Linked DNA regions of Mus musculus: all the other regions are linked to region 6. A link is a loop called in an ENCODE intact Hi-C map of the cell type or tissue named here. Cell type or tissue: heart. All regions are shown on one strand. Region 1 overlaps 5330439K02Rik (a long non-coding RNA gene). Region 2 overlaps Dip2b (disco interacting protein 2 homolog B). Region 3 overlaps Dip2b (disco interacting protein 2 homolog B). Region 4 overlaps Methig1 (methyltransferase hypoxia inducible domain containing 1). Region 5 overlaps Dip2b (disco interacting protein 2 homolog B). Region 6 holds the start of Dip2b (disco interacting protein 2 homolog B). Region 7 holds the start of Mettl7a1 (methyltransferase like 7A1).

Region 1 (4,000 bases), 420 kb after region 6:
TTGTTAACAAACACACAACACACAATCCCCAGCCTTGCCCATGCCTCTTGCTCTCTGGAAGCTGATTCCCTGAGTCACTAGCCCTGCTGATTGATGATGCAGCTTCTGCTTTCCCTTCCTGGAACACGAGAGACCGAGAGAGCGTGTGTGCTGCAGTCATCACTGCCTTTTAGGTCTGTGTCCGGGGGTGGGGGTGGGGAACTGTTCATGCCTGTCATCACTGTGGAGAAAGGGCTAGTGTTTGTGGACAACCTTGCTATGGGCCACTTAGCAAAGCCTCGTCTAAAGACAAAACCAAACCAAACGATACTAAATTAGGCATAAACACACTCCCTAATGAACCGGATCAAGATTATTGCCTAACGAAGCCAGACAGCCAGTGAGGTTCTACAACAGAACCAAATGGCTACCAGAGGGGATCTCAGGCTGGCACTCCATTCCGGCATTTAGAACTGCACCTCTCTTCTCAAGTCTGGGCCTGGAGGACCTTTGGCAACAGCCCAAGGGATTCAGGGCAAAGACTACTGAGAAGGTTAAAGTCTTTAAGGAAACAGCAGGCACAAGCAAGCAGTAACTGAAAAAAAAAAAAAAAAAAGAGTGCGGTCAGCAGGGGACTGCCCTAAGCACTTTACCTGTATTAACTAACAACACCAACAGCCCTGACAGACCCAACCTTCACCACCACCACCACCTCCTTTAAGTGTGGACCGCAGGAAAGCTTAAGGAGCCTGAACCAAAAGTTAACACAGCCAAGAAGTAAGGAGACTTGGTCAGGGTGGAGAATGCCACGGTGGACAACGTGGACAGTTTCCCGTGGTTTCCCCATGGGTCACATGGAAGCTCTCAGATGCCCACCGACCCTCACCAGCTCTCCTCCAATATTTTGCCTTTGCTGCCTTAAATCACACTGTTGAAAACCAAGGGATAACAGAGTGTCTCCATTTTATACAGGGGAAACTCTACTTCTGAGGATGCCCTTCCAAATATGATGTATCCAAGAAATGGACAAAGAATCCAAAGGTGGAATATCAAACAAGCTAGTTTTGAAAGTACTCTTTAGTCCCAGCACATGGGTTGCAGGGGCAGGCAGATCGGGGTCTACATAGTGAGTCCCGGCACAGCCAAGGCTACATAGAAAGACACCCCCGACCCCCATGCCACACCTCTAAACAAAAGGGACCTCTAAAGCCACAGAAATGAGGTGCATCCACTGTGTGCAAGATATCCCCATAGATATGTCCCAAGTGAAGTGTGAAAGGCACAGAGACCATCAACAGTCCAGAGAGCAGGAGGCCCCAGGCCTTCCCACCAAGGGTTTGCTGCTGCTGCTGCGACACTGCTCTCTGAGCTGCCTCAGGTAGTTTTCTTATGTTTATTGCCCCCCACTTGAGATGCCAGGACTAAAAGCAGAGATGGGTTACATAATAACCGAGCAAGCCTGGACTTCTATAGTAAGACTCCATCTCATAAAAGAAACAAAGACACTAAAGAGCCTGCCTCGACTCTGCTGTCTTCCGAAGCTGTTCCTTTAAAAAACGCCAGACTGCCAGGCTCCGATCCCCCTGCACCCTCTCTCCTGTTCCCACTACAATCATTCTCCATTGTCAGGTTTCTCTACCAAAGTTCTAAGCTTTTTGGGAGAATGGCCAGTCTTGTAATTGCCTTTATTTTCCTGAAACCTGGCAGAACAGCAACAGAGCAGTCTCTCACTTAGATGAAGATCAAACAGCAAAAGCTCACTGTGAGTCAGGGATGAGTACATAGGTCTTAGGTAGCTTGAGCTAGCCTCGACTCATGCAACAGACGAGGATGACCTTAAAGTTCTGAGTCTCTTTTTTTGAAGCTACAGCATGTGCCGCCACACCCGGTGTGTACAGTGCTGGGGATGGAACCCAGGACTCCCTGTATCCTAGGCAAACACTATACTCACCTAGCTACCTCTCAGCTGGTCCCCATTTACCGCATCATAAGTCTGCGGCCATTTAAAGATACCATCTGGGAGCTGGAGAGATGACTCAGTGGTTAAGAGCCCTTAGTACTTTTGCAAAGAACCAGTTTGATTGATTCCTCACAGTGGATTACAACCTTCTTAAATTTTAGTTCCAGGGGATCCGGCGCCCTCTTCTGGCCTCCTCGGGAACAAACATTCAGACTAGTGTGCATGTGTGCATCATGTCACAGGGCACCTGCGGAGTGGAGGTGGCTTTTTCCTTCTGGAGGAAGGATATCTCTGGGATATCTGGGAGAGAGAACTCAAGTGTCTTTATTCACTGATCCATCTTGTTGGCCTTTCTTTTTTATACTTTTAACTTTTGAGACAGGGTCTGTGTGTCACTGACTGGCCAGGGCCTTGGTTTGTAGACCAGGCTATCCCGGAACCCGGGTGCCTCTGCCTTCTGAATATTGGGATTAAGGGTGTGTGCCACCGTACCCATCTCTCTTTCTTCTAAAAGCTCCCATTTGTTCATTAATTATTGACTTTTTTATTTTTATTTTTCAAGACAGGGTTTCTCTGTGTATCAGCCCTGACTGTCCTGGAACTTTCTCTGTAGACCAGGCTGGTCTTGAACTCAGAGATCTGCCTGCCTCTACCTCACTAGAGCTGGGATTAAAGGCACGTGTCACCATGACCCATCTTAATTTTTGCCATTTCTATTGATTTATTTGTATGTGTACATATGTGTATATGAGTGTGGTGGTATTATATGCTTTAGTGTCCACCTGGGGGCAGAGGAGAATGTCCGGGTCTGTCTTTATCACTGACCGCTGTGGTACTTCTTTGAGGTGGGTTTCTTCCTGATCCTGATGATGACAGAGACACACACCCAACAAGCAACACACTTAACATCCTGTATAAAATATGTATTTATTGAAACAGGGTTTCACTATATAGCCTGGGCTAGCCTGGAATTCACTAGGTAGACCAGGCTGGCCTTGGAATGCTGAGACCCTCCTGCCTTTGCTTCCCTAGTGTGGTGGGATTAAAAGAACGCACCGACTATAGTGGCGCACACCTGGGGTTCCAGCTCTGGGGCCATGGAAACAAAAGGTTCAGCTTGGCTATATAGGGTATGATGTTAACCTCACATTTGTCCTCTGGGTCAGAGCTAGGATCAACTTGAGACCTCTATGCATACCTGGGGTGGGGTGGGGATTATCTTGACTAGGTTGATGTGGAAGACCAGGGGCAGTCAGTTCCTGGGTTGAGGTCATGGAGTGTATACAAAGGAGAAAGTGGTCCTATAGCGGTGACGCACACCTTTGACACCAGCATTGGGATCTTCAAGTTCAAGGCCAGCCTGGTCTATAGGACCAGGGATACTTTGAGAAACCCTGTCTTGGGGTGGGCTTGGGGTGGGGTGGTTAGCTGAAAACAAGTAGTTGTCACTGTCTCCTCTCCTGCCTGGCAGTACCTCAGGCTCCTGCTCCGGACTTCCTTTCCAGAACAGACTGTAACTGAGCCAAAATAAATGATATTTGCTTATGTTGTATAGAGGGCACAAATGCTCACTGATAAGCACTAGAGAAACCAGGGATGTCAATCACACCAGGTTGTCTCCTCAGTGGAAGAGATGGATGCCTGTTTTCCACTCAGATGGCTTGGCATAGATGTTGTTCATGACCTTTGCTCTCTGTAGGGCCAGACCTCACCCAAATCTCCGGAATGTTTATCCAACTCTCTCTCCCTACACCTTTAGCTTTAGCTTCCTCGGACAATAGAACCCATCTGTCTAGTTAGGGTTTCCATTACTGTGAAGAGACATCATGGCCAAGGCAACTCTTTTTCCTTTTTTACATTTTTTTTTTTTTTTTATGAATGAGAGTACACTGTTGTTCTCAGATGCACCAGAAGAGGGCATTGGATCCCACTTCAGATGGTTGTGAGCTACCATGTGTTTGCTGGGATTTGAACTCAGGACCTCTGGAAGAGCAGCCAGTGCTCTTAACCACTGAACCATCTCTCCAGCCCCCTAGGCAACTCTTACAAAGGGCATTTAAT
Region 2 (4,000 bases), 150 kb after region 6:
GCTCCCCTGGGACAAAGACAAAGTCACGTGGCTCATTAGTACAGAGCTGAGCCTGCAGCTCTTGGTGCCATTGTAAGGTATTGATTTGCTGTGGGAATCCCATGCCTAGAATTAGCTTTCATTCCTTGGAGCTGTTGAAGTTTGATGTGGGCCTACAAGAGAACAGACATTTTCTAGATTATAAATAGAAGATAAACAGCATGCTTTGTGTTTGCTATTTTCAAGATATAAAGCAAAAGAATACAGACTGCCACTTGGAAAATTAAAAATACACAAATCCCCTTCTTGCCTGATGTCTAAACAGACTCACATTCCAGGGCTGGGAGAAAGCTAAGGCACGGTTCCCAGTAACCAGTTCTGATCAAATGTATGTCAGTCCAGTTTGGAAGGCAGAGACAGGTAAATCTCTGTGAGTTCAAGACCAGCTTGGTCTACATAGTAAGTTCCAGGCCAGCCGGGGCTACACAGTGAGAACCTGTCTCAATGAAAGAGGAAGGGACTTCTATGGCAAACGTGGCATACATGTTGTGTGGGGTGTGGCTAGCTGGAAGGAAGGGACTCAATGAAAGAGGAAGGGACTTAGAACTGATCTCACTAGCTTGTGCTGACATCTTTCCATTAATAGAGAAGGGAGTGAGCAGTCTGGTTAGCTTGCTGTGTGCCTGGAAACACTGGAGCTCAGATCCAGCCTCTCCAGGTACCCCAGGCCTTCAAATGCATTGAGAGAAGAAGATGAAGCAGAAAGAGTGGTTTTTGAATGCACTTTGTGTGGTGACCTTGCTGAAAGGTGACCAGCAGGCACAGGGGTGCGGGGATGCAGCCGAGGTGAGCCCACAACTCCCTCTGCAGCTTGGTGTGAAGATGCCAGTACAGTGTACTGGTTGAGTACTGCGGGTACTGCCATCCCAAAGTCCAGCCACACCACTTGGCATCAGCTACCGTATTGTAGCAACAGCGGGTTCTGCTAGTGGGAACAGAAGGTTTATGGAGGCTGGCATTCTGCTCTGTGTGCTCATTCATTGGCTCTTGGTTGTTGGGGCTCCTGTTCTAAAGAGTCTGAATCAGTCTTCCTCATTACTCAGGAAACGTAAATGGGAACTGGAGAGGTGGCTGAGTGATAAAGACTCATTTTGCTCTTCTAGAGGGTCTGAGTTCAGATCTGAGCATGCGGATCAGGTGTACCCTCAGCAGATCAGATACCCTCTTCTGGTCTCCATTGGGTTCCCACACATGCTATATTCATGTTCCCTCACAGACATAAACATAAAAATGAAGCAAACTGCAGAAGGAGGGTCTCGAGAACATCATCTGCATAGGTCTATGGCAAACGTGGCATGCATGTTGTGTGGGGGGTGGCTAGCTGGAAGAGTGTGGGTTTAGTGTGTGCAAGCCCCTGGATTCAATCCCCAGCACTGAAGAAACACAAGGACAAATGTGTCTACACCTTAAGTCTCATTGCTTATGTTAAAAATGTTAAAAGCTGGGCTGGTGAGATGGCTCAACAGGTAAAAGCACAGACTGCTCTTCTGAAGGTCATGAGTTCAAATCCCAGCAACCATATGGTGGCTCACAACCACCGGTAACAAGATCTGACGCCTTCTCCTGGTGTGTCTGAAGACAGCCACAGTATACTTACATATAATAAATAAATAAATCTTTTAAAAAATGTTAAAGCCGGGCGTGGTGGCGCACGCCTTTAATCCCAGCACTCGGGAGGCAGAGGCAGGCGAATTTCTGAGTTCGAGGCCAGCCTGATCTACAAAGTGAGTTCCAGGACAGCCAGGGCTATACAGAGAAACCCTGTCTCGAAAAATCCTAAATAAATAAATAAATAAATAAATAAATGTTAAAAGCTAAAAGTTATCAAGCCTATTTAACGTTAAAAGTCTTCCATTTATTTACTGTGAGTAAATCATATTTTAAGTAATGGTATGGCTGTTGTGTTTTTTGAGATAGGATCTGGCTGTGTCACCCTGGCAGGCGTGGTCACCCTGCCTTCAGCCTCCCCATTGCTAGATTACACAGATGCCCACCGTCTCCTGGTGAGCAAGGGTGTTTCAATGAAAAGTCACGTTAGAGTAGATGCTTTTAAAATGTTCTTACAGGTACAGTAGACTTTTAAGTTTTCCTTTAAATTTCTTTTTGTGTGTATTTTTGTCAGCATTTGTTCCTATGTATCACATAGTGCAGTGCCCAAAGTAGCCAGAAGAGGGTGTAGAATTCCCTGGAACTGGGTTGCAGATGGCTGTGAGCCTTGCTATTGGTGCTAGAAATTGAACCCAGGTCCTGAAAGAGCAACAGGTGCCCTCCTAAGGACCAGCTCCGTAGCCTCCAGTGTTGCTCTCTCTGGGATTGCCTCCTGAGGCCTCGTGGCTGAGACCGAGAGCAGAGCAGTTTGAGAACACTGACAGCTAGCGAAGCTTGTGTGAGTGAACCACGCCTGGATATTTACTTTTGAAAGTGAGCCTGGTGCCATTTCCGTATATTTAAGGTCGTGCAGATGCTGCAAATGAAAGAACTGCGTACTAAGCACCACCGTTGCTCAGAATCCAGCTGGCAGCAGGCTGCTCTAAGCACCACCGTTGCTCAGAATCCAGCTGGCAGCAGGCTGCTCTGTGGGGACTTTCCCCGTTGACTGTACAGTAGATCGCACGCCTCATGACCCGCTACCCATACTAAGAAAGTTTCATGTTTCTATTGGGAAAGGTGCTGAATTAGTACAAAAGAAACGTGAGCCTTTCTTCACTTGCTTGTTTCAGCTGACTTTTTCACTGCAGTAGCAGGTCACGGTTGCGCATGACCCTTGACTGCCTTATTCTAACACAGATGGTTAAAGGCGTGGGCTCCCCATCTCATTGTTTACTTTTAATAAAGTACTTCTCATAGCCTCTTTACAGTATGCATGACATTTTCTCTCTAGTTCTCTCTCTTTCTCTCTCCCTCTCTCTCCCTCTCCCCCCCCCCAGATACACACACACACACACACACACACACACACACACACGTGCGCGCATTATGGCATACATACATTTAGAAGTCAGAAGACAAGCTGCAGGAAGGACTGGGTTTTCTTCTCCACTCTGTGGCCCTACAGACGGACTTCCTATCATCAGACCTGGCGGCAAACGCCTTTACCCACCGAACTGTCTGCTTGCCCAGCACTGTTCATGTGTCTAATGAACGCAGTCTATATCCTGTAGGTGATAACTTCTTGTAGAGAGACATAGGAACTGTAGACTGTGGAGTGCAACTGTCTCTGTAGATCTCAGTTCAGTCGTTGCCTGTGTGCCCTTCCCCCCACCCCCCATTTTATCTTTCTCCAGTCCTTCCCACTGCCCTGCTTTGTCCACAGTGTGTACATATTGGTACCTTTTTCACTGGAATACAGGCTCTTGGCCATTGCTGAATGAACTTTTGAACCAGTGTAGGCCAGTCTGGAAATGCTTTGGGAGTATGTAACTTGAACCACTGTTCTCAGGTTGGTTTTGTTTGGGTTTGCAGGTGTAGGCCCTGCTTCTGTGATGGTTGGGAATCTGGTTGCTGGTAAACGCATAGCACAGGCTGCCGGAAGGGACCTGGGCCAAATAGAAGAGAATGACCTGGTGAGGAAGGTAAGCCCCATTCGGCCAGGCTCGTCCCTGTGAACACAGAGTGCAATGGGAACTATTACATGAATCCTTGAAACTTGCTGACCCTGAGTCCTTTCTTCTGCGTTGTGATTTTAGCACCAGTTCCTGGCAGAGATTTTGCAGTGGCGAGCCCAGGCAACTCCTGACCATGTCCTCTTCATGCTGTTAAATGCCAAGGTATTAAAATCACTTGCAAGATTGGAGAGTGTTTGCCCAGCATGGGCAAGGCCCTAGGCTTAACCCCAAGCCACATAACTGGGCATAGTAATGCATGCCTGCAATCCCAACACTTAGGAGGTAGAAGCAGAAAAATTTGGAGTTAAAGATCATCCTCAAACTACTTAGCCTCGGCCAGCCTGTTCCATGAGAAC
Region 3 (4,000 bases), 88 kb after region 6:
CCAGTCCTTCCTCTCGGGGCTTCTTTTTCCCCCTGAATTGTCTAAAAGCCCACAGGCATCAAGTGGTCCTGTATTCACTTCCGAAACTGAAGGCCTTTGGGTGTGACTGCGAGCCAGTTTCACTCTGCAGCCCTTAATGCTGCCCTGCTGCTCAGCCCACTTCTTTTCCTGCCCCTCTGACGTATCCTGAAGGTGGAGTCCATTCTTCTTGCCTCACAAGACACTCTTGGAGTCGCAGAATGAAGTTCCTGAAATGTTCCCTTAGTCTCTGGCACAGCTATTTTCCTGGTGTCCTGTGGCCCAGAAAAATCTGTGGTCAGGATCTGTGTAGGGACTTGATCAGGGCTGCTGACCCCTTCCTTCCCAGGTTAGGAACTCAGCACTCATGGCCTCTTTCTCCGGACACGAGGAGACGTGAAGAGACGTGAGGAGACCTGAGGCTCTCTGTAAGTCCCAGGGCCTAAGCTCCTCAGCAAAGGCACAGAAGGACTTGGGCAGCTTCATCTGTCCTTGGTGAGGAGGAGAGCAGGGGCCTTGAATAAGGACTCAGGTGACAGTTGACACACTCTTCTGATGTCTCATCTGTGAGGGACCTCCTACTTTGTTAAAAGCATCGCCAGTCAGTGTTACTATACAGATGAGATGAGATGGATTAGGAAGCCTGTAATGCCTTCACTTGGAAGGCTGAAGCAGGAGGATCCTGAGTGTGAGGACTACATAGCAACCAAGTATATATACATATACTCTGTTCTGTATAGCCTTGATCTTGTCTCTTTACAGGTGGGAAGGGAAGGAGGGGGCCAGAGAGTGGGAAGAGCTGCAGTGTTACCTCCTTGTTGCCATTGGGCTTAGCAGGTGAGCTGAGCTGCTGTTCTTCCCGGGTCTGTTTTGTTTATGAGTGAGCTACCTGTTCCCAGCAGTCTTCCTTGTCCCTATCAAGGTTCCCACCCCTTTACTGGTTTGCTATGAACATCACATTGGAGGAAAGAGGTGTGCCCAGCTAGGTCCTCCTTCAGTGTCTCCCTTTCCTGAAACTTAATTCCTGTCATGTGGGTCACAGAGCCTTGCTCTTTTCCTTTTCAGCAATACCACAGGGATGGGGGCTAGGATGGGTAAGTGGGGGTGGGGGAAGACACATGTGTGAAGTTTACAAAGAGCATGCAGGGTTAAAACCATGAGCCCTGATGATCATTACCTCACTGCACGGCTGAGAGCATGGCAGCTCTGATCACCTTTGCAGTGAATGTTTTGTCCAGTGCTTCATCTCTGAGCTGCCTTGCTTGGCACTGCTCCTCCTCCATGTGTGAATATCTCTGAAGTTACAGGCAGCAGCGTCAGGGGTAAGAACTGAATTGGCGTCTCCTGTGTTCCTGGGTGGGAACGTTGTGCTGTTCCTTTCTGGGCTGTGCTTGGGTCACTACGTTCAATCAGCAGACACATAGAAGACTCACCCACGCTCAGAAGAGCACATTGTGTGCATGATGACTGTTGAAAAGGGATGACATGTAACAACTCTACCGCTCCATTTAAAGGAACCGCTGACCCCTAGTGGCCGCTCCGCATAGCATAGCTGCCTGAAGAGCCAAAACATCACTGTAGTGACCTCTGTTAAAGTCACACGGGGAGGGGAGACTGCATTTGTAAGGCTGCAGCCTCTAGTCCAGTCTTTATACTTAGTGCCTTTCAAGTTACATCAGTTTTATAAGTACCCCCGTGTCTATAAACTAAATAGCGGGAGGGTAAAGAATTCTGTTATAGCTAGTCACTGCAGGTTCCATCTAGTCCTTACTATAGAGAAAGTTATTTGTTCAGACTAAGGGTCTGAGTTTTTCACTTTAATTTATAGATTATCTATTATGTTGCTATATATAGTGATTCCACCGTTGCTTTTAGTTTTTTCTTGCCATGGCAGTAAAATTAAACACTTTATCCCAATCATGGGGCCTTGTATTGAGGCTCCCCAAGTAACTCCTGAGATGTGGTTGGATAGGGATGGTCCACCTCTGGCAGCATCTTGCCTGCCCGCCTGGTAGATAGTGCTCTGCCCTCCCATGCCCTCAGACTCCTCTGTCCTCCCCTTGATAAGGCCCGGGTCGTGTTGTTCCAGTTTCATCCATTAAATGGTGCACTGTCAGGCAGAGTGTAATAAATCTCCAGCATCTGTGACCTGCCCGGAGACTACTTCTTTCTTCTCACCCCAAGTCCATGTTCACTGCTAGTTCCTGTAGGAGAGACAGCTAAGTTTACAGTGTTGGAGAACTCTGCTCAGAGGGTCACCTTTTATCTAGAAACATAATTTGGTTTGATAGACCATAGCTTTTAGTTTTAAGAGAATCAATATCACTTTCATTTTCTTCCTTGGTATTCCCTTAATGTTCTATCATGAACAGCTGGTTTCATGTGCAGCAAAAGCTTTAGCTGTACACAGTAGTACACACCTGCAATCCCAGCACTCTGCAGCCAGCCTGTCTCAGTGCAGTACCTAGAAATCAAAGTCGATAAGTTTATAGTGACAGATTGTTCAGGAAGATGAGCTCCTGGCCTGCACTAAGTTCTGCTAGATTCACTGTTCTTCCTGGAAGTCTGATTTACTCTTGGTTTTTATTTTACAACTTCTTTTTATAATTACTTGTTTGTTTAGTGTGTATGTGTGTGTGTTTGCACGCACATGTATGCACACAAGAGCACCTGTACCACAGAGTATGTGGATCACAGGACAACTTGCAGAAGTCATTTCTCTCCTTCTGCCATGTGGGCCTTGGAAATTGGACTCTGGCTCTGAGGTATGGTGGCTACTGAGCCATCTTGCTGATGCTTTTGTTGTCTTTGTAGCCCAGGATGATCTCAAACTCACAGCAGTCCTCCTGCTTCAGCCTCCTGAATGCTAAAAAGATAGTTGTGGGCCAACTTTCATGGCTGCTTTTACAATGTCTTGTCAAGTTGGAGCAGATGCACTACACACGCAAACTGAGTTTATTCTGACATAAATCTATGTTTGTATGACATGTGCTGGGTATACTTACTGAAACTGTAAATAGAACGTCTGGGTTGATTTCTGACAAATTAAAGTATGTCGATTGTCACAGTTTTAGACGTAGAGGAAATGGGATGGCTTAGAAGCTTGGATTCCTATGAAGACAGAGACATGCCCATTACTCAGAAGAGAGCTGTGTGGGCTTTGTTTCTGGTGCCCATTCACTTGTGCTCTGGCCCGTACACCCGCTGACCCCATTTTCATTAGAAGGCTTTCTCTGTGTATGTTTCCTTTTCCTGTGATGACCTGTAGCTGATTTTGATTCCGAGTGGAGATATGTGCTCTTTCCAGGTCTTTCCCAGATTTATGCCTGCCACCTTTTTTTGTTTTTGTTTTTGTTTTTGTTTTCGAGACAGGGTTTCTCTGTGTAGCCCTGGGTGTCCTGGAACTCTGTAGACCAGGCTGGCCTTGAACATAGAAATCTGCCTGCCTCTGCCTCCCGAGTGCTGGGATTAAAGGCGTGTGCCACCACTGCCCGGCTTGCCTGTCACTTCTTCGTGGCAATGTTTTATCTTCACTTACATTATTTTTCTCCTTTTAAATTAGTTACATCAAAAAAACATAAAGCAGAAACATATTTGAGAAAGATATTTAAAAATACTTAGATTTGAATGTCTCCTCTTTTAAGTAAGAATTTGCAGTCCTTTTTAACATTTAAAACATTAAGTACACAGTTTGGAAAGATCATGTTCCTTTGAGTGATTTGTTATGCTGTTTGATCAGTACAAGAAACAGCAATAGATGATACATCTGTAGTTTTATATAGCCTCTCCAAAAAAGAAAGAAAAGAAAGACAAACAAACAAACAAACAAACAATCCAACTTAAACAAAATCCCCAAGCCAACAGGAACCTGTTGGAAGGATCAGTGTGCCACCTGAAACCGTTTTCCCTGTGCATATTCACAACGTAGCTCATGCGTGCTAATGTGATTTCCTTCCTGTATTTATCATCTGACTTTAAAAAT
Region 4 (4,000 bases), 340 kb after region 6:
CAGGGAGGGGTTAACCCCCATGGGGAGCATGAGTGGGGGCAGGGCACTTTACACCATTCCACAGGGTTGTAAGGGCAGCTTCCCAGAGTCCAGCAGTGATTTGATGATGTAATGCATGGCTCTGCTGAGCTGCCTCCATAGGAAAAGCAACAGATTTTGTCAAGGAATCAAATGTATGCTTACCTTCATGCACAGGACCGGGAACCAGGACGTTGTGACTCAGGAAGAAAGGCAATGTCTAGGTTGAGGTGTGACTTGTAACTCTGGAAGTGAGGCTAGAAAACAGTGGGACACAGATGGAGAGATGATCTCTGGCCTTGTGACTCTCACTGTTCTGGGGTCTGGAAGCTGATGGCTTCTGGAAATTTAACTCTCTCTTGCTATTCTGTGGCTAAAAGCTGCTCCTTTCTGGAGATTCATTCCTGCTGACAGCAGCAGGGGATTAAGAAAAGAAGTTAGTTGCTTGGGTCATTTTCTCTTTGACTTTCAGGGCCTTTCACTAATCAGGTGAGAGGCTCAGAGTTCGTTAACTCTTTGTGAGTCAGATTGAAAGGAAGAGAGTCAGGCACACAGAAGTAACACACTTAGCTCCATAAGTTCATTATAAGTTTAAAGCAATAATTTTCATGTCATAAGTTAGCACGGTTTTGTCAAGAGACAAGCCATCTGCCTTGTGTCTCATTACTTCGAAGTCTTGTATAGATAGACTAGCTCATCGTTTATTTTCTGTCCTTGCACCTACAATAAGTTGTCCATTCCCAGCTTCTGACGTTGAGTTACCAGAAAGAGGCCTCGTTCCTAGCCTAGAAGGAATGATTTCCTTGATTGTAAATGTGTTCCAAGCCTGCTTTCTTTTTCGAGTGCAATCAGCTCAGGACACATGAAGGTTTACAGAGCTCTATCTGCAGCTTTTATTCTATAGAGGACTTAAAATTACTTGTACTAATTTAGGAATTATGAAATCATCAGTTCGCCTACACAGCATTACTACATGAAAGTACATCTTCCTATTGATCCTGCAGGAGATCACTCAATAGGGTGGGCTGATGCCCAGAATCATTAGGCCATGCAACAGTGACAGGAAAGGCATCTCAGCATTGAGAAACAATCCTGGGCGGAAGTCTCTGAGGACCCTGCATCTCAGAGCTCACCCATCTCAGCCATGCAAATGGTGGACTATCTCCTGAAAACTTACTTGGTTAATATAGCCTTCCCTAGATGGCTTTTGACATATTGTAATGCAGATGTTCCAAAATCTAAAACACCCACAACCCTCACTTCTGACCCTAGTGTGATGGATGAAGGTCACTGATTCTACATCTTGTCTGTCTTCCTTTACACGCACGGCCTTTCATTTGGCTAAGGGGAATGCTCGCCTCTTGTTAATCTAATTCATGTCTGTTTTAAAATAGTCCATAAGCTTTGTTATGGATTTTTAACAAATGGGTTTCTTTTTAAAATACATAATTTATCTTTACTTTATGTTCCCTGGTGATTTACCTGCCTGTCTGTCTGTGTGAGGGCATCAGATCCCCTGGAACTGGAGGTACAGATAGGTATGGGCTGCCATCTGGGTGCTGAAAATAGAACCTTGGTCCTCCGGAAGAGCAGCTAGTGCTCTTAACTACTGGCCATCTCTCAAGCGCCCTAATTCATCTTTAAATTCACAGGCATGGCAGGCTTTGTGGCTGTGCTGTCCTACGGTCTTTACAAGCTAAATTCCAGAAGAGAGCAGAAGATGTCCCTTCATCTCATCCACGTGCGGGTTGCCGCCCAAGGATGTGTGGTGGGAGCCGTGACTCTAGGTAAGCTGCTGCCTCTTCTTAGGTCTGGCTGTCCTCCGTGGGTGTGTGGCCGTGTGCACGTGTGTGTGTGTGTGTGTGTGTTGTTTTACTTATTCTGTAAATTCTTGGCAGAAGATAAATATTGGATTGAAATGATATGAGATAAGGAGATTCCCTCGGGGGCTGGAGAGATGAGGCAGTTAAGGGCACTGCTTCTCTTGCAAAGGATTCAGCCCAGCACCAATTTGAAAGCTCACAACCATCTAATTCTGAGGGTTCAGGCGCCCTCTTCTGGTTTCTTTGGGTATCAGGCATACCTGCAGTGCAAGTTCACACATTCAGGAACTCATATACAGAAAATAAAAATGGACCTTTAAGAAAGCAAGCTGATATAGTTGAGGCCTCTCAATTTCTTACGATTTTCGCCTGATAAAATACAACAAAATTGCCAGACATAAAAGGGATGGTGGTCACCTTCTCAGGGCAGCTGTTCCCAACCTTCCCAACACTTTGACCCTTTAATACAATCCCTTGTGTTGTGGTGACCCCAAATATAAAATTAATAACTGCAACCTTGCTACTGCTTTGAGTTGCAAATATTTGATATGCAGGAAACATGATATGTGACCCCTGTGAAAGGGCCATTCAAAGGGTTCGAAACCCACAGGTTAAGAACCCCTGCTCTAGAGGAAGGTGCTGGCATGGCTCGGCTCTACACAGCTCCACTAACAGCAGTGGCTGTGCCCCTCAGCCTGTCTCACGAGCAGATGAGGAAGCTCCTTAGAGGCCAGAGACCTAAACAGCCTTTTTACTTTTGATCCAGCAATGAAGCTTTGCCCGGTGGCCGACATGCTTAGCAAGGAAAGATTAGTCTTGATTAGAAAGATTAGTTAGAAAGAAAAGATTAGTGGCTTAGTTAGGGTTTCTACTGCTGTGACGAAACACCATGACTGAAAGGTAAGTTGGGGAGGAAAGGGTTTGCTTGGCTAACACTTCCACACTCTAGCCCATCATTGAAAAAAGTCAGTGCAGGAGCTTAAACAGGGCAGGAACCTGGAGGCAGGAGCTGATGCAGAAGCCACGGAGGGGTATGTACTGGCTTGTTCCTCATGGCTTGCCTAGGGAATGGCACCACCCACAGTGGGCTGGACCCTTCCCCATCAATCACTGATTATGAGAATGCCCCACAGGTTTGCCTACCTGATCTCCTGGGGCATTTTCTCAATTGAGGTTTCCTCTTCTAGATGACTTTAGCTTGTGCCGAGTTGACATGAAACTTTCCAACAGAGACCATCTAGGTTTTGGTGGGCTCCCTGCATAGCCCTGGCTGGACTGGAGTTTAAGGTGATCTTCCTAATGCTGCCTCTCAGATGCTGGGATTACAGTTATGTCACTGTGCCTGGCCTGCACTTTTGAGGTTTGTTTGCTTGAGACAGAAAATCTCTAGGCAGTGTAGGCTGGCCTCAGAAATCACTACTGAAGTCCAGGCCAGACTCGATATAACAGTCCTCCTTAATTCTGAGACTGCAGGCAAGTGCCTGATAAGACAGGACAAGCAGGGACAATTCAGAACAATCAAACAGGAGCTAGAATACACGGGACAGACTAATTCCTACAGTGGTTCTGGTTGGCTGTTTCCCTAGGGGCCTTTATGAAGCTTATTGCATATATTGCTTATATTGCATATTGCTTATATTGCTTATATTGCATATTGCTTATATTGCATATTGCTTATATTGCATATTGCTTATATTGCATAGGTGGTACCGAACCCTTTCAAATCTTCCCCATTCAGGCTTCCTGGTACAGGGATTATGTGTGTGCTCCTTATCTTGCTCAACAGTTTATGCTTAAGTGACCAGATCAGTGTGAACTTTCTAACTTGACAATAGGAACTATCAGTTCAACTACACCAACGCTTCTGCAGGCAAGGCCATCTCAACCAACTAACTATAACTACGTTTCCAACTTAGCCTGGTAGAACTCCAAGGGGACCCTAATCTCACTGCTGGAGAAGCGTACCAAGATGGCTTCTGGGTGCAGTAAGTTTACACAGTACAGCACATTAAAAACGTTTACTCAGCCAGGCAGGGCCACACGCCTTTAATCCTAGCACCTGGGAGGCAGAGGCAGGTCGATCTCTGAGTTTGAGGCCAGCCTGGTCTACAGAGTGAGTTCCAGGACAGCCAGGGCTTCAAAGGCAAACCCCGTCTCAA
Region 5 (4,000 bases), 110 kb after region 6:
TGGTGCATACTTGAGGCCTACTCATTCAGAGTCTTGGATGGATTCCCTTCCACATTTGTGCAGTGTACAAGATGGGTCCTGGGCACAAAGGGGGCTCTCAGTCTTGTAGCCGTCCGTGTTGGCAGATTCCCTGCAGAATAGCTGAAGGTTCAGTTTCAGTAAATGGCAAAGGGCGGGGAGCTGTGTGACACGCAGCCCTCTCCCAGCCTCTGACAAGGCACTGTGGCTTCAGAGTAAATGGCTGCTCTCATGGCTCTGGGTTAGAAGAGAGAGCCCATCAAAGAATTGAGAAGGCTCTCAAGGAATGGGAACCTGTTTGGCAGGCCTTTCATAAAAGTCACTGCCACCGGGAACTTAGCAGCTCTCTAACCAAATCACAGTTGTTCACTGTTGAATGGAACCATAGTCCTTTGCAGTCTACTGCAAGCCTCTATATTTCTAAATGTGCGTGCTCTGTTCTTGTGGAACCTTCAAGAATTTTGTACCATAATGCTCTTGATCACATTCCAGGTGTTAATAATTTCATAACAAAGATACAGTCCTCTCTTCTAAGACCTGACTCAGCAGAGCAGAGTGATCAGGTTCCCTGTCCCTTTACCTTCTGTTCTAGGGACTTCTGAATAGGATTCAAAACACCTCTATGTGCTATTAGGGACATCTGTGTTGCAAGTAGAAAATCTCTCCCATTTTGAGGAGCTGGGCCTGGTGGTGCACGCCTTTAATCCCAGCACTCAGGAGGCAGAGGCAGGTGGATTTCTGAGTTTGAGGCCAGCCTGGTCTACAGAGTGAGTTCCAGGACAGCCAGCGTTACACAGAGAAACACTGTCTTGAAAACAAAAAAACAAAAACAACAAATAATAATAATAATAATAATAAAAACAAAATAACAACAACAAAAAAACAAACCCCGAGATGTTGAGGTCCCTCCAGGCTATCTCACACAGCCCCCCAGTGTGATAGATCTTGGTTTTCTCATTCAACTGTCCTGCATATACCCAGGTACAAGTACTTTGCTCCAGAGAGGGAAGGTATGAGACCTATATCCTCAGGTTCTGCTAGCTTCTTCTGTTAGCAGTGGAATTTGCCGCTTTTGGGGGCAGTGGTGATGCACGCCTTTAATCCCAGCACTCAGGAGCAGTGGAAGGCAAATCTCTGAGTTCTAGGCCAGCCTGCTCTACAGAGTAAGTTTCAGGGTAGCCGGAGCCACATAGAGAAACCCAGTCTAAGAACAAACAAGCAAGCAAAAGTGGCTTGGCTGCTCCTTTTGTAGTTGAAGCCACTTAATGTGTCCCAGGACCTGCAACCTCTAACTCAGGGCCATCACATAGTTTTATCTAGCTATGTCCTTTTGCTAGTCCTGAGGACCAAAGTTAAGAGGCTGTATTCTAGGGAGGAGGAAGAGGAGGAAGAGGAAGAGGAGGAGAAGGAGGAGGAGGAGGAATGATGGGATTGCTCATCATTGAATATTTTTAAAGTCAGCATCTGGCAATTATACAATGGTCAGAACGCAGGCAGCTGGGGTGGCTCAATGGAGTTTGAACCTCCAGCTCCTTCCTAGGCTGAGTGCAGTGGTACACATCTGTAACTCTAGCACTGTGTGCGGAGGAGGCAAGTGGGTTCCTAGGGCTCACTGGCCAGCCAGTCAGCCAGTCACCAAACCCATGTCAACCTCTGGCCTCCAGAAACACACACCTGCAAGCACACCCCACCCACACATACAGCCTCCTGTGTACCACAGTCCTCTTCGATCTTTGTACATTGACTGTCAGCCCACACGTCCGTGTGCTGTGTTGTGTGGAGCTCACTTCTGGGGCACAAGTCACTCTGCTCTCCCTGTGGGAGGTACAGTCTCCTGGGTTACTAACCGGATGAAAATTGAGAGCTGCCTGATCAAACGGGTTTAAGGAGGAAAAGCTTTAAGGGGGCGGACGTTTTGGCTTTATTTATGGTGTCATGCAGTTTAGAAGCAATGAGAACAGTTGGCATGGAAAATGATTTGTCTTTTTTTTCATAAATGACTCTCAGATAAGACCTCAGTCAACCTAAAATGTGATTATTGACGCCTATGTTAAACTGCCGTGGATTAGAAAACTCAAGTTTTCTAAGTGTGCAGTGACTCCTAGTGTTAGCACCTGTGGCCTTCCCCATCCTTTACTGCCTGAGTGACTGTGCTGCAGTTGTCTCATGTGCTGATGTCATGAGGCGATGACCTCAGCTCTCTTTATAGAGGTCCTTTGTGTAACGCCACTGCTCATTCATACAGAAATAAATACAGTGCTGACCCACAGACTAACTTAGTTATTTCGGTTTCCGGGCTTCCCTGCAGCCTGTGAGGTTATTGTTTGGTGCAGTGAGAGAGGGCAGGTGACCCCAAGTGGAGGGAAGCTGTGTGTGGACGTGTGCTCTGACAAGGTTCCTACCTGCCAGGGATGGGCTGGACGACAAGGAAAAGCTTTTCTCCATAATGTGTTAATCTCAGCCTCTGCATTTCTTTACCTAAGAATGATGCCCTGGGGCACACTGGACATTGCTGGTTTTCATCCACCTCAGAGGTGTTGTATGGGATTGCGGTGCCTTACCCTGTGCCAAGGACTTTCACTAAGACGGCCCTGCCAGGCTGTGTTGCCTGTACGTGTTTGCAAGATAGGGAGAGCAGTGGGTCTGCAGACAGGAGAGAGCCAGATGCTCATTGTCAGTGGGTAATGGTTAACTCAGTCCTTATCAACCCTAAGTGTCACAGGCAGGAAACCCCTCTCACCTGACAGTTGCCTATATATGCACAGTACCACAGAAGGGTAAACCTAACTAGCCATCACCTCCTGAGAGCTGCCATTCTGTCACTTAAATGTTACTTGAAAGAGAATCCCTAGGCTGGGGATGAGGCTCAGCATGAAGCACCCCCCCCCCTTCAGTCCCTAGCACCACACAACAGATTTAGTAGCAGGAGAAATGGCTCTTCTGTGTGAAGAGCTTGCTTGCAGTCACCTGCTCCATGCCCAAGTGAGATGTCGCGCTACTTTGTAGTGATTGTTAGAGTGCACGCTCATCCGGCATGTCAGTGCACTGTGGCTTACTCGCCTAGACCTAATTTTGTTACCTGTTGTGTGGGCCCAGAGGCGGGATCTATTGTTCCTTTCTTTTCTAAAAGATTTTTTTAAAGTTTTGTATGCCTGAGGGCTTTGGCTATATGTATATATATATGCACTGTGCCATCTCCTAGAGCTGGAGTTACAGGCTCTTGTGAGCTGCCATGTGGTAGCTGGGAACTGAACCTGCGTCTTCTGGAAGAGCGTCCAGTGTTCTTAACTCCTGAGTCATGGCTCCAGCTCTGGTGGGCGCTGTCCTCCAGGGCCCGTCCACTCAGTGCTCCTCAGCACGTCTCTGCTTTCAGGTGGTGTCTGTTTCAGGTGCCATTTTCATTCTTGTAAGTCTTAGCAAGTTTCAAGTTAAGTCTTTTTCAAAATTTGAAAAGCCTTTTCAAATTTGATTTTTACAGTTTTATTCAATTAAGATTGACATAATATAAGTAACTTTGGAGGGGACAGTTGGTGCTGTCTTCACACACCCCAAGCCTGTAGCTATAGCTACAGCCTAACAGCACATACGTAGGTACGTATTTTGCCAGGTTGTGACATAGAAACACAGTTAAGATAATGCCCATCTCTGCAGTCTCCTGAGCGCTTCACGTTCCTCTCACCCCGATAACCACTGCTTCGCTCTCCTTGTCTCTGTGTTGGCTTGTGTTTTCTCTAGATGTTTATGCAATAGAGCCATGCAGTTTTGTCTCCCCCACCACCACCACCACACACACACACACACACACACACACACGCACACGCACAGGTAGAGCAGGAGGGATGGGCTAACTTTCATTCACCCTAAGTATTTTGAAACTCTTCCATGTTGTATCCATCCCAATAGACGGCTCATGGCTGAGTCTGACTATAGTCTATCCATCCATTTGTCTGTGCTTGGCCATTTGGGTTGTTTCCTGTTTTAC
Region 6 (4,000 bases):
TTTGAATTTAGCTCCTCAGTTTATGTAATGTTGGGGATTGACTCCTGGGCTCCCTGCTTCTAACATCCCCAGCTTCCATTTTGGAGCACCTTGGAAAGAAAGAGACACTAGGATCCCCTCAGGCTGTGTGTGCCACCCCCCCCCCCCCCATGCACACAGTGGGGAAAAAAATCATAAATCAGTTGTCTCCCTGTGACAAAATTTCAATACTAAACACAAAAGTTACAATGTAAAATAAAGATCTTAATAGTTTTTGGTAAGAATACAGGAATGTAAAATTTGAAATGTAAATAAAGAAAATAATAATAATAAAAGAGGGGAAAAAGAATACAGGGATTTTTTTTTTTTGGCCTTCCTTATATATACTAAACTAGAATGAGTACTTTTGGACTACATATAGGTTACATACTGAGGTGGCTAAAAAAAAAAAAAAAAAAGCTATCCCCAACTCCCCATCAAGCTAGGGCACGTCTTTGATTCCAACACTCAGCAAGGAGGCAGATGAAAGTGGATCTTTGTCCTTTGTCGGTTGAGTAGAGAGTTCCAGGTCAGGCAAGACTGCATAAAGAGATGTCTTTCTTTCTTTCTTTCTTTCTTCTTCTTCTTCTTCTTCTTCTTCTTCTTCTTCTTCTTCTTCTTCTTCTTCTTCTTCTTCTTCTTCTTCTTCTTCTTCCTCCTCCTCCTCCTCCTCCTCCTCCTCCTCTTCTTCCCCTTCCCCTTCCTCTTCCCCTTCCTCTTCCTCTTCCTCTTCCTCTCCTCCCCCTCCCCTCTCCGTTCCTCGCTCCTCCAGACAGGGTCTTAACTGTGTAGCCCTGGCTGAATAGGAATTCACTATGTAGACCAGGCTGGCCTCAAACTCAGAGATTAGCCTGCTTCTGCCTCTTGTGTGCTGGGATAAAAGGCGTGCACCATTATACCGAATGCGGTGTATGTAGCCGTGTGTGTAGAGGTCTGCAGAGGTCCTCAAGCTGGCATTAGACGCCCAGTGCTGAGAACTGAGCTTAGGCCTTCTGCAGAAGCAGCCAGCGATTGTAACAATGAAACCATGTCCCCAACCCCTATTCCCACAGAAGTTCTTTTTATAAGTCTTTAGGAGTCAAGGCAAGATGAAGCAAGTTCGACTGTGATCTTTTTTCTTGTGTTTTGAGACAGGTCTCATGTAGCCCAGGCTGGCTCTCACTGAGGAGAGAATGACCTTGAACTTCAGATCCTCCGGTTTCCACCTCCTGAGTGCTGGGATTACAAGAAGCACCGAAAAAGAAATCAAAGAGTTGTTGGCAGGCATAATCCAGAATCTGGGGTAGATGAAGGATGTGGCCTGTAGGCAGGTCCATCAGGGAAAATGGGGGAAAAGACATGACAGATGCATGCTCTCCCGAGTGAGAGGGACTGGAAGAAGTAAGGGCAACGTCCCGGAGTCCTCTTGCTTGAGAGTTTGTGGAAGGTAGGCGTCATATGCAGCAGGTGCCGCATCTTCCCAAGGAGAGCAGAGCAGGCGACGGCAGCCTGCGCTCTCCAAGATCCGCGGTAGAGGGCGCTGTAGCCACGCCCGTCCTGCGTCTCCGGGGCGGGACGAGCTCCAGGCCGGGGGGCGGGGCCGCACGCTCACGTGACCCTCGCTCATGGCGGCGGCGGCGGCGGCGGCAGCGGCAGCGCCGGCGGCTCTCGGCGGCTGGAGCCGGATCCTGTAGCCGGGGTGTGGGCCCGCGTCAGTCCGTCCCTCCTTCGGCCCCCTCTCGTCTTCCGGAGTGTGGCTGGCGCAGCCGCGATGGCGGAGCGAGGCCTGGAGCCGTCGCCGGCCGCGGTGGCCGCGCTGCCCCCCGAGGTGCGGGCGCAGCTGGCTGAGCTGGAGCTGGAGCTGTCTGAGGGTAGGCGAGCGCGCGGCGGGCCGGGCGAGCGGGCGAGCGGGCGGCGGCCTGTGGGCGGCTGGGCTGGCGGGGCTCGCCGCTCCCCACCCGCGAAGCGCGGCTGGGCTTTCATTGTTGTCCCTGGGGGGCCCCGCAGGACCCGGGGACGGGTCAGCTGGAGACAAAGCTGCGCCCTCCGGCTGACACCTTGCCCCTCTGCTGCCTTGCTCCCGAAGGGCCGCTCGCCTGTCCCCTCGCTCCGGCTTCAGAACGAGGCGCAGGGGGACGCCGCAGCTGCACGTCTTCCTGCTTCTCTAACAATGCGAGGTGCCTCACCAGTGACAGGCGTGAGAAAGGAGCGGGGGAGCCATTGAGGGTCCGAGGGAGGTCGGAAGCGGTGGCGCTAACCCAGAGACCCCCCGATCCGCTGCCTCTAGACCGCCTCTGTCCTTGGGAGCAGCAGGCTTTTCTTGCCACCTGCATTCAGTCTAGGTTTTCCTATCTGGTCACCTTTTGGAGTCTTTGTAGAGGTGGCTACCGGGTACATGCAAATCCTGGCCGGCACCCTCTTTCTTTTGACAATGGATTGGTACAGGGAGGGTTGGGTTTGTGTAGATAATTTCAAACATGGACTAAATCTGGGCTCTGTTACAAGAGAAGTGCCTTGGATAACAATGAGGACCTCAATGCCGGCTGTGGGCATGTGGTCAGGCGAATGTGCTGTGGAGATCAGCTTCTCTGTAAAGTTCCTGTTTTTATCGCAGGCGGCCTCTGAACAAAAGCAGCATTTTCTCCGCGCTTGGTTTCCGTACACTTCGCTGATGTCTCCAGAGTTGCATATTGTTGAATTCCTTGCCAAAGACCCTCCCCAGTATTTTTCAAGTTCACTAAAAACTGTTGATTGGAAAAGAGTAAGGAATGTGATCAAGTTCCCAGGAGCGTTCTAGTTCCGACTTTTTGTTAACTTGTCACGACACTGGGCTTTTTCAAACCTTTTTGAGAATCACTTATAGTGAAAAGCCAGAAGTGCGTTTGAGTGTCACAGATCTTACTCGATTGAAGGAAATAATTAATTTTAATAACCCTTTAAGGCTTTCCCAATGTGTAGGGTGGTGATCTTTTCACCTGCATGCAATTATCAACATATTACTTTTCAATTAATCAGTGGGGAAGCGTTTAGGAAGATAGGAAACCTTTGGGTTGCTTGCCCGGTGATACCTTTGGTTACAATATTTACCAGATTTAAAAAAAAAAAAACATTTGAAGTAGTTTATTAAAATATATTTCCCTTAAGGTTTTGTTTTTTTCTTGTCATCTTCTTGTGAAAGTGTTGCCACCGAGTGTGACGAATTCCATTCAGATCTTTTAAAACAGTTCTGTATTTACTTTCAGTAACAAATCAGCTATAGCTTTCATTAGCCAGAATGGGAGGTTTCCCTGGATGTTTGCATGAGGGGGAGATTAAAAATAGGACCTGATTGCTTTCACCGGGAAAGGGAAATCCTGGGTGCTCCCCTTGGTATGGATCTGCTCCACACGATTATTGTTTACAGCTCTTGGTGTTTCTAGACATCTTTGGAAGGCTCTTTCTAGGTTCCACTACTGACTAGCTCACCCTACTCCCTGAAAAGGTGTGAAAGTCTTAGAAACTGGGAATGCCAGGGTTTAAATGTTTTGTTTTTTTTTAAGGACCAGTGAATTGGTTATTCTTCCACGCAGGATACTTTGATTGGCACACGACTTAGTTTAAATTTCTCTCTTAAGGATTTGTACTGCATTGTCCTGCATCTTATGTCTTTGCACTCTAGAAGAAAATAGCAGTTGAGGAACCTTGAGCCTGCAGTGTCAGCGTATTGGCCATCTGTCTGTCCTGCTTCAAGTACACAGATGGTTGGTTAGAGATGTAGGAAGATGCTATCCAGAGTTCAAGTTATAAAAATAAATCAGGGATCCCCAGATCTGTGGTAGTGTTTGTGACATCTGCAGCATATTTTGAACTAATCTCGTTCCCTTTTTTTTTTAATGTTTTCTTCATAATTACTGTTCTGACAGAAAAACTTTGCCTCGCCCCCTCCCCCACTCAAGCCTTTGTCCCGACTTGCTGACGTTGGTGAGTTCCTTCTTTCCGTTGCTGGTTTTTGTAGGTTCAGGCT
Region 7 (4,000 bases), 270 kb after region 6:
TAGTTGGTGTAATGTTCCTGGTTGGTTGGGTTTTTTTTGACAGGTCTCTCTCTTCTATAGTCCTGAGAGGAGTACTGTGGAACTCACTGTACATGCTAGGCTAACCTTGAACTCATAACATCTGCCTGCCTCTGTCAGTTCTGGGATTAAGCTGTGTGCCACCAGGCCAGGCTGTTGTATTTGTAACACGTGTAGGGTATATAAAATATGAGTAGACTTTAGCATATGTGTAGGGTATATTAAATATGAGTAGACATTAAAACCTTCATACACACCTCTTTTTGGATTAGGGATCAGTGACAGAGTATTTCCCTGGCTTGTGTAAACCCCTCAGTATCACCTATTCTACCTCCAAATACAAGAATTAAAACAGAACCCAGCTCAGCCAGTGCCTACCACTCCTGTTTCAGGATATGAGTTTTTCCCCTCTGCATGCTGCCGACACCTGATATGAATATCAGATGGCTATGCTAGCCTCAGGTCCATCTCCTCTGGAAACCAGCAGTGACTTTCTTGATCTGACTCGCTGAAGATTCTGAATAGTTTCCTAAATCTTCTAGTTATGTCTGTTCCCACTGTCATTCACACATCAAAAGCACTCAAGTCTTATGTAGAATCATAGAATCACGTTGACAGTTCTTAACTCGATTACCACCTGTAAGACCATATGTGAAATATGGAAGCAAACAATTTAAAAAGTAATTTATCTTCTTTGTGAATTTATGACTCAAAAAACAATTCCCGAAATCAGTGCAGCTGGGCATTGTGACAGAGATCTGCCATCTCAGCGCTGCTTGAGAAGTCGCAGAGGGATCAAGAGAATTCAAGGCCGGCTGGGGCTAAGGAGCAAGACCCAGAAAAAAACCCCAACCAAAAAGACTGGAGATTGAAGCTATTTTATAAAGCCCATCAGAAGCCAAACGGGGACTATCCTGAGCACCTCTACTTTAAATGGGCGGAGTTACATAATAACCAAGCATAAGATTGGCAGTTGCGTTTTAAACTGTCAAACAGCTCAAAACAGTGACACAGCAAAGATCCTTCAGATGAATAATTAACTTATGAAAGGCTCAGTTCAGAATGGGAACTGAGAAACTGTTGGGTGAGTCTTGGCAGGGTTTCCTTTCACTTCCTTTACACAAAAACAGGTTTTGGGGCGGTGTGTGGTGGGAAGAGGAGAAGGGAAGAATAAGCCTGCGATGAAAAGGGGTCTCGGCTGCCATCTTCCCTGGTGCGCTGACCTGCTCCTCTTCCTAAAAAAGGCTTGGGTGGGTGATGCGAAAGTACACACTGTGCACTAGCCAACCGCGGCCGGAAACTAGCTGCAGCCTCCAGACCCAAACAAAGCCAGGCAGGACCAGGGTCAGGGTTCAGGCTGCAACCTTCCAAAGGGATGGGGGGTGGGGGGGGAAGGTGGCAGTCTTGGATCACTGAGCCGGCCAACTGCTAGCCGGCCGGTGGGGTTAGGGTGGGGGTGGGATGGACGGTGTGGGAGTCAGGCCGCAATCGGAGCCCTACCCGGCTCTGCTATTTTGGTTCCCCCCCCCCCCCCCCCCCCCCCCCCCCCGCTCAGCCGGCGCCTCCTTCCTCTCTGATTGGCTCTGGAGCGAGGCCAGGAGCCTGCGCTCTCCTTCCCCAGGAGACACTTCTGGGGAAGCAGTAGCCCTTTCTCCTCTACTCGCAAAGATGACGCTTGCCGTCCTGGCCCTGCGGCTGGTGGTCTGTACCCTGGCGCTTCCCATGTTTCTGCTGAACCTTCTAGGCTTGTGGAGCTGGGTATGCAAAAAGTGCTTTCCCTACTTCCTGAAGCGATTCTCCGTGATGTACAATGAGCAGATGGCGAGCCAAAAGCGGGAGCTCTTCAGCAATCTGCAGGAGTTCGCCGGCCCCTCGGGGAAGCTGACTCTGCTGGAGGTGGGCTGCGGCACCGGAGCCAACTTCAAGTTCTATCCCCCCGGGTGCAGGGTCACTTGTATCGACCCCAACCCCAACTTCGAGAAGTTCTTGTTCAAGAGCGTCGCAGAGAACCGGCAGCTGCAGTTCGAGCGCTTCGTGGTGGCAGCCGGGGAGGACATGCACCAGGTGACCGATGGCTCTGTGGACGTGGTGGTCTGCACCCTGGTGCTGTGCTCGGTGAAGAACCAGGAGAAGATTCTGCGTGAGGTGTGCCGAGTGCTGAAGCCGGTGAGTGGCAGGAGTGAGGACTGGCTAGCTGCAGCTAGGAGTGAGGGTGCTCCTATCAGTTTCGGGTGGATTCTAAACCAAAACAAACAAACAAACAAACAACAAAGCAAAACAAAACAAAAATACCAAATGACTCCAGAAGAATTTTGCAAAAGAGAGTAAGGGCTGACAAATCAGAATCTAGAAAGTTCTAAACTGCCAAAGGGGGAAGAGCCTGTGGAGAGTTTAGATGTCAAACTTGGTAAAGAAGCTCCCAGAAACAGCTGAGGGGTCACCCACTCATTCAAACAAACAAAAAAAAACCTTCCAAGTCCCGGCAGGCAATGGGAAGCAGAGGCAGGTGGATCTCTGGAAGCTCGAGGGCTCGGTTGCCAGCGATGCACAGAGACCATGTCTCCAAAATAAAACAAGCAAAATTTACAGGTCACTAAGGATACTGGTTCTGTGTTTTGAAATGGGTCAGGGAAAAAGATGAGCAACTGGGCAGGAACCAGAGTATAAACTAAAGCAGACAATCATGAGACAGACTGTAAGGCCGTGTTTGCTTCGGACAGTCTCAGAGACTCACAGTCTATAGTGCTGGGGGCAGGGAGGGGGTATCTGGTAAGGACCCCCTCATACAGGAAGGGGCTTGGAAGCCTCATTGAGAAACATCAAAACATCAAGTGAATGCACTATCTCTATTAGAGATTCATCTATAGCTACACATATGTAAAACACGTCCACCCAAGGGTGCTCTCTTTCTCTCTCTCTCTCTCTTAAGATTTATTTGTTTTATGTATGTGAGTACACTTGTAGCTGTCCTCAGACACATCAGAAGAGGGCATTGGATAGCATTACAGATGGTTGTGAGCCACCATGTGGTTGCTGGGATTTGAACTCAGAACCTCTGAAAGAGGAGTCAGTGCTCTTAACCATGTCTCCAGCACCCCCTCCCCCACCCCCCCAAGGATGATCATTAAAGAAGCATTTGCAGTACTGCAAACTGGAAAGAGACCATGTGTGGATGGGAGCTTATCACCCTCAGGAACTCTGTAACAATTACAAACATCAAGAGCTGGGTGTGGCAAACCACACATAGAAACCCACTGACAGTCTCAGGATCTCAGAGGGTGAGAAGGATGCGAAGGCAAGCCTGGGCTATACACGGAGATCAAGGCCAGCCTGAATTATATAGGAAAATCTTATCAGAAATCAAAACAAACAAAAACTTTAAAAAAATCCACCCAACAGAAAGAAACAACAAACAAACAAAGCATTCAAGACGACTGATCTCTCCAGGCTAGAAAAGAGAAAGGTGCGGAGGAAATAATGTTAACCTGTTCACGACAAAGGTAGGAACAGGGGTTACAGCCAGGGAGCTGAACTCTGTGCAGCCAAGAGCAACAGCCACTTTGAGCCTTTCTAGTAGTCTGAAGAAATTCTTTGTACTTGTGACTATCAGGTTAAATGGGTTTGTTTTGAACAAAGCTGAACTTGAAGTGTGATAATCTTAATGTTTCAGCTTATTGATTTGAGAACTTGTAGGGAGGTGACACTGACACATATGCACACTCCCACATAATACAGTCATACATACACACATACACACTCACACACTGTCATACACACTCACACTCTCTCACATACATACATATACTCTCACACACACACACACTCACATACATACTCATACCTCCACACACACACACACTCACACCTCTCACTCTCTCTCACACACATGCACACACACATACAGGCACACACACACACACACGCACACACACACACACTCACATACATACTCATACCTCCACACACACACACACTCACACCT

Evidence for each region. Peaks named below come from ENCODE experiments on the same cell type or tissue, not always from the same donor. Only the 100,000 strongest peaks of a DNase experiment are listed, where the experiment ranks them.
Region 1: it touches region 6 in a loop (4-fold over the local background); 14 of 42 quality-filtered maps call a loop at or near these places.
Region 2: a loop joins it to region 6, with 2.3 times the contacts of the local background. A loop is called at or near these places in 12 of 42 quality-filtered maps.
Region 3: a loop joins it to region 6, with 6 times the contacts of the local background. A loop is called at or near these places in 37 of 42 quality-filtered maps.
Region 4: a loop joins it to region 6, with 2.6 times the contacts of the local background. A loop is called at or near these places in 11 of 42 quality-filtered maps.
Region 5: it touches region 6 in a loop (3-fold over the local background); 4 of 42 quality-filtered maps call a loop at or near these places.
Region 7: it touches region 6 in a loop (2.4-fold over the local background); 9 of 42 quality-filtered maps call a loop at or near these places.

Annotation. Positions count from the first base shown.
Region 1 is chr15:100,461,800-100,465,799 of GRCm38, forward strand. All of the region lies in intron 1 of 5330439K02Rik (a long non-coding RNA gene), which reads right to left. It also overlaps a transcript of Letmd1 not described here. Among named protein-coding and RNA genes, the nearest start is that of 5330439K02Rik, 4.6 kb to the right of the region's middle. In heart, CTCF peaks have their summits at 2,129 (motif pointing left) and 3,864 (motif pointing right); no DNase peak of the experiment used is centred here.
Region 2 is chr15:100,186,531-100,190,530 of GRCm38, forward strand. Dip2b (disco interacting protein 2 homolog B) reads left to right here. Exons shown (of 38, transcript NM_001159361.2): 24 at 3,502-3,611; 25 at 3,726-3,806. Among named protein-coding and RNA genes, the nearest start is that of Atf1, 39 kb to the right of the region's middle. In heart, a CTCF peak has its summit at 2,210 (motif pointing right); a DNase peak (open chromatin) is centred at 3,761.
Region 3 is chr15:100,125,400-100,129,399 of GRCm38, forward strand. All of the region lies in intron 2 of Dip2b (disco interacting protein 2 homolog B), which reads left to right. Among named protein-coding and RNA genes, the nearest start is that of Dip2b, 89 kb to the left of the region's middle. In heart, a CTCF peak has its summit at 1,553 (motif pointing left); DNase peaks (open chromatin) are centred at 82 and 1,522; H3K27ac peaks cover 677 bases.
Region 4 is chr15:100,373,209-100,377,208 of GRCm38, forward strand. It overlaps Methig1 (methyltransferase hypoxia inducible domain containing 1), which reads left to right. Exons shown (of 4, transcript NM_001024672.3): 3 at 1,671-1,805. Higd1c (HIG1 domain family, member 1C) reads left to right here. Exons shown (of 4, transcript NM_001002900.1): 3 at 1,671-1,805. Among named protein-coding and RNA genes, the nearest start is that of Higd1c, 11 kb to the left of the region's middle. In heart, a CTCF peak has its summit at 2,089 (motif pointing left); no DNase peak of the experiment used is centred here.
Region 5 is chr15:100,143,447-100,147,446 of GRCm38, forward strand. All of the region lies in intron 4 of Dip2b (disco interacting protein 2 homolog B), which reads left to right. Among named protein-coding and RNA genes, the nearest start is that of Atf1, 82 kb to the right of the region's middle. In heart, a CTCF peak has its summit at 2,123; no DNase peak of the experiment used is centred here; H3K27ac peaks cover 219 bases.
Region 6 is chr15:100,037,042-100,041,041 of GRCm38, forward strand. Dip2b (disco interacting protein 2 homolog B) reads left to right here and starts at 1,623. Exons shown (of 38, transcript NM_001159361.2): 1 at 1,623-1,868. The coding sequence starts at 1,769. In heart, no CTCF peak of the experiment used is centred here; DNase peaks (open chromatin) are centred at 1,660, 2,350, 3,830, 3,970 and 1 weaker place; H3K4me3 peaks cover 2,703 bases; H3K27ac peaks cover 2,182 bases.
Region 7 is chr15:100,303,161-100,307,160 of GRCm38, forward strand. Mettl7a1 (methyltransferase like 7A1) reads left to right here and starts at 1,657. Exons shown (of 2, transcript NM_027334.3): 1 at 1,657-2,184. The coding sequence starts at 1,687. In heart, no CTCF peak of the experiment used is centred here; DNase peaks (open chromatin) are centred at 1,221 and 1,611; H3K4me3 peaks cover 1,675 bases; H3K27ac peaks cover 998 bases.